Regions from separate parts of the Homo sapiens genome. Here region 1 is linked to region 2. The links are chromatin loops, found by intact Hi-C in ENCODE. Cell type or tissue: prostate gland. All regions are shown on one strand. Links, peaks and the distances in the headings refer to the core of each region. The heading gives the core; the rest is flanking DNA.

The links. Peaks named below come from ENCODE experiments on the same cell type or tissue, not always from the same donor. Only the 100,000 strongest peaks of a DNase experiment are listed, where the experiment ranks them.
Region 1: it touches region 2 in a loop (2.3-fold over the local background); 2 of 110 quality-filtered maps call a loop at or near these places.

What each region holds. Positions count from the first base shown.
Region 1 is chr16:84,230,926-84,238,739 of GRCh38, reverse strand. KCNG4 (potassium voltage-gated channel modifier subfamily G member 4) reads left to right here. Exons shown (of 3, transcript NM_172347.3): 2 at 1,215-2,010. The coding sequence starts at 1,255. Among named protein-coding and RNA genes, the nearest start is that of KCNG4, 5.2 kb to the left of the region's middle. In prostate gland, for the core only: no CTCF peak of the experiment used is centred there; no DNase peak of the experiment used is centred there; H3K27ac peaks cover 2,164 bases.
Region 2 is chr16:84,302,774-84,310,391 of GRCh38, reverse strand. All of the region lies in intron 1 of WFDC1 (WAP four-disulfide core domain 1), which reads right to left. Among named protein-coding and RNA genes, the nearest start is that of WFDC1, 12 kb to the right of the region's middle. RefSeq lists an enhancer at 2,641-3,840. In prostate gland, for the core only: a CTCF peak has its summit at 2,077 (motif pointing right); no DNase peak of the experiment used is centred there; H3K27ac peaks cover 59 bases.

The DNA.
Region 1 (7,814 bases), core at 1,487-6,486, 73 kb after region 2:
CATGCCACCTTGCCTAGCTAATTTTTGTATTTTTAGTAGATACAGGGTTTCATTGGCCAGGCTGGTCTCGAACTCCTGACCTCAGATGATCTGCCTGCCTCTGCCTCGCAAAGTGCTGGGATTACAGGCATGAACCACTGCGGCTGGAGGCCCCTTCATTCTGCACATAAAAGCCTGCGGGCCCAGAGAGGGGGAGTAACTGGCTGGAGGTCACACAGCAAGGATGGCTGAGGCAAGCACGCAACGAACATGGAGGAGTACTGTGATTGCAAGTACGCAATGCTCCTCCGTCCCCTTAGCAAAGGCCTCCCCAAATGGGGAAGCGACCAAGAGGGATTAAGCGAGACTGGTGGAGTTCCTCCTGAGACCTAGATGCTTGGATGCTCGCTAAGCATAGTCACATTCCTGGGCTACTCGAACCTTTAATAACAGACCCTCGCTGAACCTTCCTGATGTCAGGTGCTTGCTAAACAGTAGGCAAGACACGCAAACCTTCCGTGCGTCAGCCTCCTTATCTATAAAGTGGAGCTCTTATGTCTACTTCATGAGGTTGTTGAGGTGAGTTAGGGGAAGCCAGGCATGTCAGAAGCATCTAGAAGTATTATTAATACACACTTTCTTGTATATTACTGCATATAACCCTTGCCATGCCCTACGATGTGGGCACTCAGACTGCCCCAGTCATACAGATAAAGCAAAGGACTCAGAGACACTGAGTAACCCACCTGTGCTGGCAGTCTGTAAGGGATCGGTCCCTGCCAGTGAACCTGAGAGCCTACATTCTTAAGCTCTATTTTTACTACCTGTACCTTGCAAGATTAGTATGAGTCTTGTCATTTGAATGAATGATGCTGAGATCAGAGAGGTTAAGCCACATACCTGAGACCACAGAGCCCAGAAGTGGCACCGCTCCGACTTGTCCAGCTCAGGACTGAATTACTCAAGCCCCCATCCGTGCAACGTCTATTCTGGAGACATCCTTCTGAGATGTCGGTAGAGGTTCCACCAGGGAAGGGTTTTTTTCACTGATGTATCCCAAGCACATAGTAGGTGCTCAATAAATATGTGTTGAACTAAAGGTTAAAAGAACAAGCCATGCAGATGCAGTCACAGGAAAGCACACGTAAGAACATCTGCAGTCGTGACATCCAGGACTCTTTGCCCCAAGACTGATTTCCCTTCCTTTTGCTTGCTCTTTGTCCCTTGGGTGTCAGACTGGTAAACCCAGCGCTTCCTACCTGGTGGTCTTCAGCAATGCCCATGCCTTCCAGAGACGGGGGCCTGCATCCCAGACACCACCACTATGGTTCCCACAGCCCTTGGAGTCAGCTCCTGTCCAGCCCCATGGAGACGCCGTCCATCAAGGGCCTTTACTACCGGAGGGTGCGGAAGGTGGGTGCCCTGGACGCCTCCCCAGTGGACCTGAAGAAGGAGATCCTGATCAACGTGGGGGGCAGGAGGTATCTCCTCCCCTGGAGCACACTGGACCGGTTCCCGCTGAGCCGCCTGAGCAAACTCAGGCTCTGTCGGAGCTACGAGGAGATCGTGCAGCTCTGCGATGATTACGACGAGGACAGCCAGGAGTTCTTCTTCGACAGGAGCCCCAGCGCCTTCGGGGTGATCGTGAGCTTCCTGGCGGCCGGGAAGCTGGTGCTTCTGCAGGAGATGTGCGCGCTGTCCTTCCAGGAGGAGCTGGCCTACTGGGGCATCGAGGAGGCCCACCTGGAGAGGTGCTGCCTGCGGAAGCTGCTGAGGAAGCTGGAGGAGCTGGAGGAGCTGGCCAAGCTGCACAGGGAGGACGTACTGAGGCAGCAGAGGGAGACCCGCCGCCCCGCCTCGCACTCCTCGCGCTGGGGCCTGTGCATGAACCGGCTGCGCGAGATGGTGGAAAACCCGCAGTCCGGGCTGCCCGGGAAGGTCTTCGCTTGCCTCTCCATCCTCTTCGTGGCCACCACAGCCGTCAGCCTGTGTGTCAGCACCATGCCCGACCTCAGGGCAGAGGAGGACCAGGTGAGCGGCCTCTGATGGCATTCACGGCTCCATCCCGCAGGGTGCCTGGGCGGAGATGTCTTTTAGGGGCCCAAGAAAATGTCTTCAGATCTTAAAATAAGAAGAAAAAAATGAATATTATCCAACATGGGTTATATTCATTATTAGGCCATCAGTCATAAAAGATAATTTTCCATCTTTTTTTTTTTTATTGGAGTCCTGCAAAGGCAAAAGTGCCTAAGGCTCACCGTGAAAATCATTACGTGGCCCTCAGCCATGCGTGGACTCAGTGGGCCACACAGACACAGTGTCACCTCTCCCAGCTCTCCCGAGTCTGTGACTACAGGCAAATCACGCCACCTCCTCTCTGAGCCTGTCTCCCACTCCGTGAAATGGGTAACATCACCTCGAAGGTTTACTCACCCAGTGAACTCAACATGTGTTTACTGAACACCACTCTGTGCTAAGCCCTAGAGCAGGTCAAAAACATAAAATCCCTGCCTTCTTGAGCTAACATTCTCCTGGGCATCCCCACTCCATTTTCAGATGAGGAAACTGAGGCATGGGCCATTTATTTTCCTCGGAGCTCCACAGTAAGGATGCCAATGATGCAAAGGTCCCCGGCCTCAGTTTCCCTGCAGTGCTCAGTGTCTGGGCCAGTCTCACTGGATGGGAAACTCACAGATGAGCTGATCTGTAAGTCACTCTGCCCCAGGAGGCCAGAGTAAAAAGTGCTGCTTGCCCACACCTTCGTCCCCTTTGCAGGGAGTTACAGGAGACCCCGAGACACCCTCCCTCCACTCGGGAGCCAGATGGTCTGAGAAGTGAAATAAGAACCTAGCATTTGGTTGAGAGGGTTATTGGAAAGCTTCAAACAGAGAATTAGATTGTTTCCTGATTTAAAAAATCACTCCTCTCCAGCACCGAGCTCCCCCAGGGCTGCCCATCATCTTAATGTTTGGAGCTTGCCTTGTAATCAACAGAGAGAGAAACTAAACACATACGTAAGATGGTGCTTGCTCTATTTGGCTCCTAACAGTTGCCAGCCCACCTAAGTTCTCTTCGCTTAAAGATATGTCCCAGGGCAAGACAACAGGATCAGAGAACTTGCCAGATAGAAAAGACTTAAATGGAGAACCAGCCCATGCCTCACAGACAGTAGGATCCCAGTAAATATGGGTTGAATAAAATGTGTCTTGTCCAACCTACAAAAGTTTGGCCCTAAAAAAACCCACAAAATATTTGGACCTTTAAACAGCTTGTTTTCCCATGGAGAAGATGACAATGCCAATCATAGGCATTTTTTCATTCTACAGCATAAAAACATGAGATTTAAGAGCCTGCTTGTTCACAGAAATATTTATGTGTGGACTCTGCAGTACAAAGATTAAGACAAAACAAGTGACCTCCCTACCCCATTTCTTAAGGGTGCCCTGATCCCAGTTAATAAAGAAAGGCCCCTGGATGCTCACAAGCCTGTTCCTCTTACAGATTTCCAGAGAAGGGAGAAATTGTGTAGGAGCCAGGATTTCGGTTGCGCAGACGGCCAAGATCTTTTCAAAACCTAATGCTTTGAAAATTACGCAGGGTATGAACCCAGGCCTGGCTTAACAGTGACTCAGGAAATCAAATTAGAGGGGAGAGGTGGGCCCGCAGACCTGCGCAGCCAAAGTTTCAGCCGAGGATCAGGCAGCCACGTCTCCTCCTGGGACAAGAGAGATTTATGCCCGGGCCCAGCCACAATATCTTTATGCTTTCTCCTTAGTGAAAGCATCTTTGTGTGTGTGCCCAGAGACAGGCTGAGGTGCTGCCCAGAGAGTGTCTGTGTTTCCGTTTAGATAATAATTCAGAGAGCAGGGAGGCTGAGGACGGGGCAGTCTTTGTTCTCCCAAGACGGTGACCTTACATTTACGTAAAAGGATGATGTCCTCTTCCTGGACACACGTGCTTTGTATTCCTTATTTGCCCTCAGGGAATGTCAATCTGAGAGGGACCAGCTGCTTCTGGGGACAGGCAGTGCCCATTGAGTTTGGGGCCAGTGTCCTGTAAATTGACCCTGATACCATCCACGCTGAAGAATTAATGTCACGATGGGTGGGGGAACAGATCCCAGGGCTATAACCCACAGAACTCTTCCATCAGAAACAGAAACAATGGATGGACATTTGCTGTAAGCAGTTTCTGTTTTTCTACCTTCTCATAGCAACGTCCGTTGGCATAAACCTGATAGTGGGGTAAAAGGTCTGTGCCAGAGATTGCAAATTACAATGGAGGCTGGGTGCAGTGGCTCACGCCTGTAAGCTCAGCACTCTGGGAAGCCGAGGTGGGTGGATCTCCTGAGGTCAGGAGTTTGAGATCAGCCTGGCCAACACGGTAAAACTCCATCTCTACTAAAAAAAAACAAAAAAAAATTAGCCAGGTGTGGTGGCTTGTGCCTGTAATCCCAGCTACTTGGGAGGCTGAGGCAGGAGAATCGCTTGAACCCGGAGGTGGAGGTTGCAGTGAGCCAAGATTGTGCCACTGCACTCCAGCCTGGGCAACAAGAGCAAAACTCCATCTCAAAAAAAATTACAGTGGAGAAGGGAAGAGGCAGTGTAGACAGGAAGGACCAAGCCAGCACCTGAGCTCTTCTAAGGGGCACCGGATTTTAAAGTTCCGGATTTCCCAGGGGGGACTCTTCCCCAAAAGGATGAAAGAACCGATGCCTCCTAAGTGCCGCTCGTGAGGCTGGCATTTCACACCGTGGACTGATTTCATCCCTGTGGCAGCATAGGGAAGTGAATACCACTTCTACCCCCATTTTACAGATGAGGAAACCGAGGCTCAGAGAGGTTTTATCACTTTCTTAAGCTCACAGTAAGGCAGAGCTAAGATTTGAACTCACCTCTGATTGGCTCTAAAATCCGACCCCCTATGACTACACAACACTGATACCATCTTTCTTTCCTTTCCTTTTCTTTTGTTTTCTTTCTTCCTACCCTCGTTTTATTTTTCTTCCCTTCTTTCCTTCTCTTTCTTTCTCTCTCTCTTTCTTTTTTTAAATTTGAGACAGGATCTCACTTTATCACCAAGCTAGTGTGCAGTGGCATGATCTTGGCAGCTCACTACAGCCTGCATCTCCTGGGCTCAAGTGATCCTCCCACCTCAACCCCCCAGGTAGCTGGGACTACAGGTGGGTGTCACCACACCCAGCTAATTTTTTGTATTTTTTGTAAAGACAGGGTTTCCCCATGTTGCCCAGGCTGGTCTCAAACTCCTGAGTTCAAGCGATCTGCCTGCCTTGGCCTCTCAAACTGCCAGGATTACAAGCATGAACCACCGTGCCCAGCCCTAACTTTCAATTCTGGGCCACTTCGCCTCTAGTCTAGAACCTCAGCCTCAGGGCCATTTTGTGCTTCTAAGGCAGCCAGACTTTGTAAAACAGCTCTCAGGCCAGCATGATGGTGCGAAGGCCAGATGTCCTGGGTTTCAATCTTGGCCTCACCCATGACTAACCCAGTGATCTTGGGAAAGTCACTTAACCTCCTTGAGCCTCAGTTTCCTCCTCTATGAAATGGGGGTGCTCTAAGCACTTCCCTCAAGGGGTCATGTGGTGCATAAAGCAGCTGGGACAGGCCGAAACACGGAGGTGCTCAGCGAAAGTCCGTCATACTGATCATCATTCATTCATTCATTCATTCATTCAGTAGTAGTTAACAGGAAACCAAACATTCATCCTTTACCATCCTTCAACAACAGTCATTGACTGCCTACTAAAGTCCATTCTTCTGGGTGCTGGAGAGAAGACAAATTTCTGATTTCCTTGGAGCTTAGATTCTGAGCAGCCCTGCTCTATTTTTTTTTTTTTTTTTTTTGATAGGGTTTCACTCTGTCCCCCAGGCTGGAGTACAGTGGCACAATCTCAGCTCACTGCAGCCTCTGACTCACAGGTTCAAGCAATCCTCCCGCCTCAGCCTCCTGAGCAGCTGGGACCACAGGCAGGCATCATCACGCCTGGCTAATTTTTGTACATTTTGTAGAGATGGGTTTCACCATGTGGGCCAGGCTGGTCTCGAACTCCTGAGCTCAAGTGAGTCTCCCACCTCGGCCTCCCAAAGCGTTGGGATTATAGGCGTGAGTCACTGCACCCCAGCCCCCTGCTTCATTTTTCTGAGTTGACATTTACATAACATGAAATTGAGCAACTTAAAGGGAACAATTTAGTGGCATTTAGTACAATCACAATCTTCTGCAGCCACCATCACCTCTGTCTAGTTCCAAAGCTTTTTCTCAGCATTCCAAAAGAAAACCCTGTCCCAACTAGGCAGTCTCTCCTCCTTCCTCTCCCACCAGCCCCTGGCAATCACCCATCTGCTTTCTATCTCCATGAATTAGCCTATTCTGGACATTTCATAGAAACAGAATCGTGCCAGGTGTGGTCTTCTGTGACTGGCTTCCTGCTCCAGCATCATGTCTTCAAGGTCCATGCACTGTGCCATGCGTCAGACCTTCATTCCTCTTCATGGCCGAATACTATTCCACTGTATGTATATGCCACTATTGGTTTATCCATCTAGCACTGATGGCCTGCTCCATGTTGATAGCTGAAGATAGAAAGACACGTTCCAAAGACCGACCCCCACCTCCAAGGAACAAGATGGATTTGAGACATGAAGCCAAGATTCTGTTCCCATGGCTGCCATACAGACCCCTTTCAATAGGCAGGATTCGAGATCTAGTCCTGACTCTTTTTTTTTTTTTTTTTTTGAGATGGAGTTTTGCTTTTGTTACCCAGGTTGGAGTGCAGTGGTGTGATCTCAGCTCACTGCAACCTCCTCCTCCCGGGTTCAAACAATTCTCCTGCCTCAGCCTCCCACGTAGCTGGGATTATAGGCACCCAACACCATCCCCAGCACATTTTTGTATTTTTAGTAGAGATGAGGTTTCACCATTTTGCCCAGTCTGGTCTCGAACTCCTGACCTCAGGTGATCCGCCCTCCTCTGCCTCCCAAAGTGCTGAGATTACAAGCTTGAGCCACCACGCCCGACCCCGACTCTCACTTGAATGCACTGGGAGATCCAGGGCAGGTCACGTCTACCCCTGGACCTCAACCTTCTGCTGGTAAAATGATGGTCTGGACTTGTCATTTTACAGGCTGACTGGTCCCTAGTGCCCTTCCAGCCCTGGGCACCTGCAGCCTCATGTCCTGGTCTGTTTGCTGCAGTTTCCCAGGTTCTTCCTTTCCCTCTGCCTTCATTGTCCTCCCTGCCATGCATCCCTCGCACCCTCTCCATGTGGCCTCAGCCCTGGCCGGGCAGCTCTGCCTTTCCCTCCCTCCTGGCAGCCTGAACACCACTGGCCACCTGCAGTGGACTGTCTTTCTTCCTCTTTCCTGCTACTAAGACATCCCAACCACTGCAGATAGTATCAGGTCAGGGTAAGGGCCAGCATCTTTAGTTTGCTCGTCCTGGGTTGAGTCCCAGCTCTCCCACTCCCTGGCTCTGCCCTTGGACAAGTCCTTTTCTTTCTCTGTGCCTCTATTTCCTCACCCAGCAAAGAGGACAATCATAACACTATTCAGAGGGCGGTGCTGAGGACTGAACGAGAACCTGTATATCAGGGGCCAGCACAGAGTGGACGCTTGTTGTTCTGCTCCCCCTTGGGGCTGGGCTCACACCCCTGGACCTGCTCTGCTGCTCTGCTCACCAGCCTCCATCCCTGGCTCCCTCCAACCTAATAGCAATGGCCAAGTCAGGGGCCGGTGGCTCAAATGTCCTCTCCATCCCCTTCCAGTGTCTGCCCTCATTCCTCCTCTGCTCCGGCTGTCAGCGCGTCTTTTCTGAGA
Region 2 (7,618 bases), core at 1-5,000:
CTTTGATGACAGTGTGGGCGCCGTCACCTCCAGGCCTTTGCCCGTGCTGATCCTCTGCCGAATGCCCGTTCCTTCAGGTCTTCCAGAGGGACCATTCCCCGAGACTCAAATCAGCGCTCAAGGCTGGGATGTGCTTCGGTGACACCAGCCCTCCCAGGCCAGGGTTAGGGCCACACCACCCCCGCTTCTATGTCCCACACCCACCCTCCCTTGTCACTCTTTCTCGGTGTCTTAATAGAAATCCGCCATCGCATTTAACCAGTGAGCGACCCCTTCAAGGGAGGGCCTCGAGCCTCCTGTGTCTCCTCCTGCACATACAGTTGGCTGAATAAAGGTCCCCAAAGACACCAGGCCCTACTCCCTGGAATCCTAAATGCAAAGGAAAAAGGGTCTTTGCAGACGCAATTAGGTTAAGGATCTTGACATGGGGAGATGATTCTGCATTTTCCAGTGGGCCCTAAATCCAGTCACAAGTGTCTGAGAAGAGGGGAGCAGAGGGAGATCACACACACACACACACACAAGCACGCCCCCCCCACACACACATGTACACACGCACGCACACACACATGCACACAAGAAAGTCATGTGAAGAGGGAGGCAGAGATGGCGTCTACAGACCAAGGAGTGACCATGATTGCCAGCAGCCACCGGAACAGGGATTGGCAAGGAAGGAACCTCTGGAGTTGGGGGGGCGCGGCTCTGCTGACCCCTTGATCTCAGTCCAGTGAAGCTGATGCTGAACTTCTGGCCCCAGAACCATGAGACAATTCATTTCTGTTGGCTTAACCACCCCTCCCACCCCAGTTTGTGGTCATTTGTTACGGCGGCCCCTGGAAACTTGATATCTGTCCCTCTGCCAGGCACATTCTATAAATGAACCCCACCCCAGGCCCAAGTCCCCATCAGTGCCTCCACAGTGGCCTCGTCCCTGGCCTCGATGCCTCCAAATCCATCCATTCTCCAAACTGCAGCCCAAAGAGGCTTTATGAAAGGCACCTGTGGATTTGGTCACCTCTGTGCTCCAAGGCCCCAGAGGCTTCCCAGCACCCTCGGGACAAAGTCCCAGCTCCCCACTCGACCTCCGAGCCCTGCGCCAACCAGGTACATGTTACTTTTTCGATTTAATAACTTAGATATAGGATACATTGGCCTCATCTCATCGCCCCGACCCTCCTTGTCCTTACATGCCAGCAAACTGCCCTCCCTCCTCCCCTCGCCCTCCAAGCACATTCATCTCTTCAAACCGTTTCCTCCAGCTGAGCTTGTCTCATCCGGCAGAGCAGACGGGCAACCAGAGCGGGCTCCACAGCTAACGGCCTTGGTTCAAATCCCGGCTCTAGGGCTTAAATCCTCTCTGCCACTCACTTGCTGTGTGACCTTGGGCAAGCATCAGTTTCTCCCTACAGAACTTCCCTCCTGGGGTATCCTGAGTCTGCACCCAGGATGGTGTCTACACCCAGGATGGCATCTATGCCCAGGCTGGTGTCTACACCCAGGATGGCATCTATGCCCAGGCTGGCGTCTACACCCAGGCTGGCATCTACACCCAGGCTGGCATCTACACTGAGGATGGCATCTACACCCAGGCTGGCGTCTACACTCAGCATGGCGTCTACACCCAGGCTGGCATCTACACTCAGGATGGCGTCTACACCCAGGCTGGCATCTACACTCAGGATGGCATCTACACCAAGGATGGCGTCTACACCCAGGCTGGTGTCTACACTCAGGATGGAGTGTACACCCAGGCGGGCATCTACACTCAGGCTGGCATCTAGCACAGTGCCACCGATCATCATTGGCACGTGCTGGTCCTCTGCCTGGAAGGCCTCCCATCAGCTTCAATTGGCCAAATCACCCTTTAGTCCTCAGCTTAAACAGCCTTCTGAGGGCAGCTTTCCCCAGACTCGTCGGGATGTTTCTAGTATGATTCTTCATTTTTAGGCCCTCGCCACCCCACACTGAGAGCAGAGGCTGTGTCTGTCCCTGCCTGGCTGGGACCGAGCGCAGTCCTTCCTGCGTGCCTATCTGGGTAGCTGCAAATTGCACACGGTGTCACCAGTGCCCTGCAGGGGGCACCAGGTCCCTGGGAACAGGTCCGGGCCGGGTGCCCCTGGGAATTGGTGGAATCACCAAGGCCAGAGGTTTTCAGCTGCCCCCAGGGAGCCTCAGGGCCTGAGACTGAGGGCATGAGGGGCAGAGAGCAGGAATGGCCAAGCAGGAGCGGGGGGTGGTGCGGCAGGAAAGCCTGGGAGGGGGGCCCCTGGCCCCCATCCCTGCTTCACCCAGAGAACCCTTCTTTTTACTCTTGTAAACATTGGCTGTTAAATTCACGAAAAGTGAAAATGACCACTAAGCTGGCATTTGGTGGATATGGAGACGAGGCCTTAAGGAGGTGAATGGTTTTCCCCAAAGACAGAGGGGAGACCAGAGCGTGGACCTTTTATCACCTTTTATCACCCCTTTCTCCGCCCAATCTCCCTCACCCCTGTAACCACCACCAATAACTTTCCAGCCGCAGCAGGTGCATAATCCCACGCCATTAGCTCTCAGTTCACTTGCTGCAGAATTAACTACATTGGACCCATGTTGGGGTCCGCAATTTTTAATCCTAATCTAACATGACAGGCGCCCCAGCCTCCTTCGGAGGGTGGTTAAGAATACACCGTACGTCGTCGGGAGGGGGCGGCTTATTTTTCCGCCCAGCTTATTTTTCGATGAAGCCTCATTTATGAAATTTAATGGAACCTGGTGATCAGAAGCAAAACACTTTTCACCCACCACAAATGCCTCCCAGTCCTGGGACTTCCTTAATGGCAGTCCCAGATGGGAGGGTACGCAGAGATCAATTTGAGCTGTGCCGCCGTCTCAGAGGAAAATTCAAATGTCATTTCTCAGAATTTGGAGAGAACAAAGAGATAAGCGCCTTAGAAGCCACATCTCCCGAGTTATTTACTGCGTGACTGAAACAACAGATGGTCGTGAGTGATAAAGCACTGATTTCACTGAGAGGCCCAGATTAAAGGATTACATGTTTTGAAAAATATTTCATGTCACGCAAGGTGACACTCAAAGAGGGTTCTAAACACAGGGCGTTTTCTGGAGTTCTGGGAAATAGCTTTTACTCAGAGACATGAACAGCTTACCCTCCAATTTATCCCTGGCCCCATGGGTTAAAGGAGTTAACAGCCAAGGTTCTTGGCCTAGAGGTCGGACTGGAATTGACTCCCCTGACCCCCTCCACGTCTCTGACCTCTCTTCCAGCACTCCCCTCCTTACTCATTCTCTCCAGCCACCCAGTCCCACCTCTGGGCCTTTGCACTGGCTCTTTCCCCGCCCACCCACCATATCTGCCCGGCTCTCACCTACCTGGGATCTGCTCATACAGCCTTCCCTTCCCCCTCTCCCTGCTTTGTGGAGCTTCACACACCTCATCACCCTTGGGTGGACTGTGTATTATGAACTCATTTGTTTGCTGTTTTTCTCCCTCCTAGGGACAGGAACTTGGTTTTGTTCTTACCTGTGTCCCTGGCTCGTAGAACAGTGCCTGGCACATAGCAAGTACTCAGTAAATATTCTTCGGGTGGAACAAAAGCTGTGATGATGATGATGATGATGAAGATGAGGATGATGGTGGTCAACACACCCTGGCAGTTTGCTGGGCACCCTTCTAAGTGCTTAACATGCATTAACTCGCTGATCTGCACATGGGCCCTGTGCAGTGGGTTCTGCAGAGCAGGGGTCCTGCACAGGTGTGGGGGCAGCCCTTTTGTTTGTGTAAGGCTGTGCTATGGGCAAGCATCATCACACTCCTATGCTCACTTAATGCGGATGTGAATTAGGGGAGTGGGTCTTGATATCCCACACTCCAGAGATGAGGAAGGATGCTTTCAAAATGTAAAGCTGGACTCGGCCATCCTCAGTTTCTGAGGATTCGCTGCTCCTCCTGGCCTTGGAGGCTTCCGCACACTGTTCCTTCTACTCGGAACGCTTCCTAACTCTTTTTCACAGCTGAACCTCCACATCCTTTGGGGCAAGAACTTAGGAGCCATATCCCAAGATGGAAGGGACCGAAGCTCATGATCTCTTATACATCAAAGGCTGCTTTGCACAGGGATTAAGGGCTCAGGTGTAGGAGTCTGACGCGTCTGGGTTTGAACCCCATGGCTGTGCGATCATACAGGAAAATCACTAACGTATCTGAGCGTCATCTGCAAAATGGACACAAAAGTAATACCTGCTGCCGATGTCTGTGGTGAAGATCAAAAGAGACCACACCTGCGTGTGCTCGGCTCAGCACGGGCAATGCTAATCCATAGTTCACCTGATTTTTATTCCTTTTATTATTATTATTATTATTATTATTATTATTATTATTATTATTTTGAGAAAAGGTCTCACTCTGTCACCCAGGCTGGAGTGCAAGGGCACGATCTCAGCTCACTGCAACCTCCGCCTCCCAGACTCAACCAGTTCTCATGCTTCAGCCTCCCAAGTAGCTGGGACTACAGGTGCCCGCCACCACGCCTGGCTAATATTTTGTATTTTTAGTAGAGATGGGGTTTTGCCTTGTTGCCCAGGATGGTCTTGAACTCCTGAGCTCAGGTGATCTGCCTGCTTCAGCCTCCCAAAGTGCTGGGATTACAAGCGTCAGCCACCACGCCTGGCTCCTTTTATTTTTAATCAATGGACTCAGAAGCCTCTCGTCCCATAGTAACTTCATTCTTCATATCTTCCAGTCTTTCTTCATTTCCGCTGTATCCTCCCTCAATTCACTCCCAGATGATTTAGTGAACGCCCACCATCTCCATAGCGTTAGGTTAGATGCTCAGCAGATGCAGAAGAAACCTAAGGAGCTCCAGTCCAGCTGAGGCTGCAGATACACGTACGAGAAACCCACCAGCAACAGTGAAAAGTGGGATTGGATATAACCTCATCATTTCTGGATAAGACCAGGGCAAACAACTCGCAGAGTTCCTAAGAGAAGGGGCCATGCGGAAACAGCCACCCAGCATGTGCAAGAGCACTGCCCTCGGAGGACCACCTGAAGTCGCCTCCAGCCCTCCCCAGTAGGTACCACTGCTGTCCCCATTGCATAGGTGAGGAAACGGAGGCACACAGTCACCATACACAGACACCAGGCTTAGAGCCTGGGCTGTGTGATTCATGCTTATGGCAAGGGAGGCAGCATTTAGTAAGCTCTTACTGTGTGCCAATGCTGTGCTGGGTCCTCACATACTGAATCTTCAGTATCACCCTCTGGGGCTGCTGCTATTCTAAACCCACTTTACTGATGAGGAAACTGAGGCACAAAAAAACTAAAAGCATTTGCCCAAGAGCAAGCAGCTGAGAAGAGTCAGAGGCAGGACTCGAACCTGGGTCTGTCCTACTCCATGGGCGTTCCTGACCCAGGAGCCTGGAACTGGGAGTTGCTTCCCAATGGTGCCTGTCAATTTCTTCCCATTCTTTCAGTCCAGGGGCTCTCTCCCCCTCCCAAAGTGTTCCCTCTGCCCTCCTGTGGCCCAGCCCCAGCTCAGGGTGGAGTCAAAATGGGGGCCCCCAGGTACACATTTGTCCTGGCCCCCTCTTTGCAGCCCTTCCCTCCCAGCTTATGTTGCCTCTCAGATGAAAACAAAATAATGCCACATGAAATCCCTGAGAAAGGAGGACACTCACCCCAGACGGACGACACCTTCCTGAAAACCCCAGAGCAACCCGTGATTTCCAGCTTTTATTTTCATTCCTGCTCAGGGATTGTACAGTAAGTCTATTTCAAAGTAGCCACTGAGCACACATTCATGGTACAACTTAGACAAGAACCCTCCGGTTCTGTATGCCTTACCTGGATAAAAATGATTCCTGGCCGGGCGCGGTGGCTCACACCTATAATCCCAGCACTTTGGGAGGCCAAGGCAGGTGGATCACCTGAGGTCAGGAGTTCGAGACCAGCCTGGCCAATATGGTGAAACCCGTCTCTACTAAAAATACAAAAACTAGCCAGGCGTGGTGGCGGGTGCCTATAATCCCAGCTATTCAGGAGGCTGAGGCAGGAGAATCATTTGAACCACGCAGGCAGAAGTTGCAGTGAGCCAGACGGCACCACTGCAATCCAGCCTGGGTGACAAGAGTGAAACTATATGACCTTTTGTTCATATAGATGAACAAAAATAGATTTGCAAAGCCATTCTGCCACTGATATCCCTAGGAAGCAGGTGGGGAAATGCCCATTTTGGGCTGCAGCAGTGGGAACCCCAATTCAGCAAGTCCAAGTCCAGATTCAATTAAAGCAAACAAGCTGGATGTGCAACCAAAAGAGGCTGGATACATAAGTGAAGGCACAGAGAACACCAGGCAGGCCTTAGAAAGGAAGATGTCGATCCACCATGTTAACATACTTCCCACAGATTATTAAGTGAAAATGCAACATATAAAACAGTGTGAATAAGCCAGACACCAAATAGCACATACTGGATGATTCCATTTCCATGAAACGTCTACAACAGGCAGATCCATAAAGACAGAAAGTGGATTGGTAGTTGCCAGAGGCTGCGGGAAGAGGGAAGGAGGACTGACGGCTAATGGCTGCAGGGTTTCCTGTAGGGTTGATGGGAACGTTCCAAAACTAGGCAGTTAGGACGGTTGCATGACTCTGAGTATACTAAACACCACTGAATTGTACCTTTGAAAGGGTGAATTGTCTGTCATGTGAATTTCATTTCAATAAAAGAAATCTGAATCAGTACGAATAAAATACCACTAAGAGAAAACACGTGTGCTGTGTGTAACTGCTTCATGAAACAATCTAGACAGACACCCCAGAATGTCACCAGAGTTTACATCTTGGAGGAAGAATTCAGATCATTTCTACTAATTTATAACTTTCTGTGTTGCCTGACTTTTTTTTTTTTTTACAGTAAACATCATTCTTTTAATAATCAGTAGAAGAATTTATAAACCACTTCCATTTAGGGAAAAAGAATCCAATCTCCAGAGCTGCCACCAAAGCTACCCACATGCCTCCCTCAGTGCTCACCACCCCCTTCCTTCCACATGCAGGAGCTTTTACCCTTCTTTGGAAAGTTCCAGCAGCTTAGCGGCCAGACCAATAAAAATGCACCCCAGCACTGGTTTGCGTGGTGGAGGAAGAAAGCCAGTTTTCCTCTAAGCATTACTTGCTCTTCCTCTGGAATTTGGACGTCAAACATCTAAAAATATGTCGCTCCCCGGAACAGTGGGCTTAGAGTTCAGCGTGCGTAGATGAATGCCATTTCCTGGTGCCCGGGGCCCTTAACACTGGGCTCTGGGGACAGAATTTGGCACAAGGTTAATGGGACTTCCTCAGAGGGAGGCCAAAAAAAAAAAAAAAAGAAAGAAAGAAATTCACGAGACGGCAAAGTCGACCAAGTCTTCCCAACAATGTCATTGTCAGTCAGTGCACCCGAGAGTCCTCTAGAACTTTCCATCCCTTCTATTCTGTTCCGGAAGGTTTTAACATAATTGATTCATTCATTCAACAGTAAATTCATAATTCCCAGGCCCACTGGGTTTCGGGCGCTGGGCTGGAAATGGGGAGTTCCGAGTTGAACCAGAAGACGTTGGCCCTGACTTCACGTGG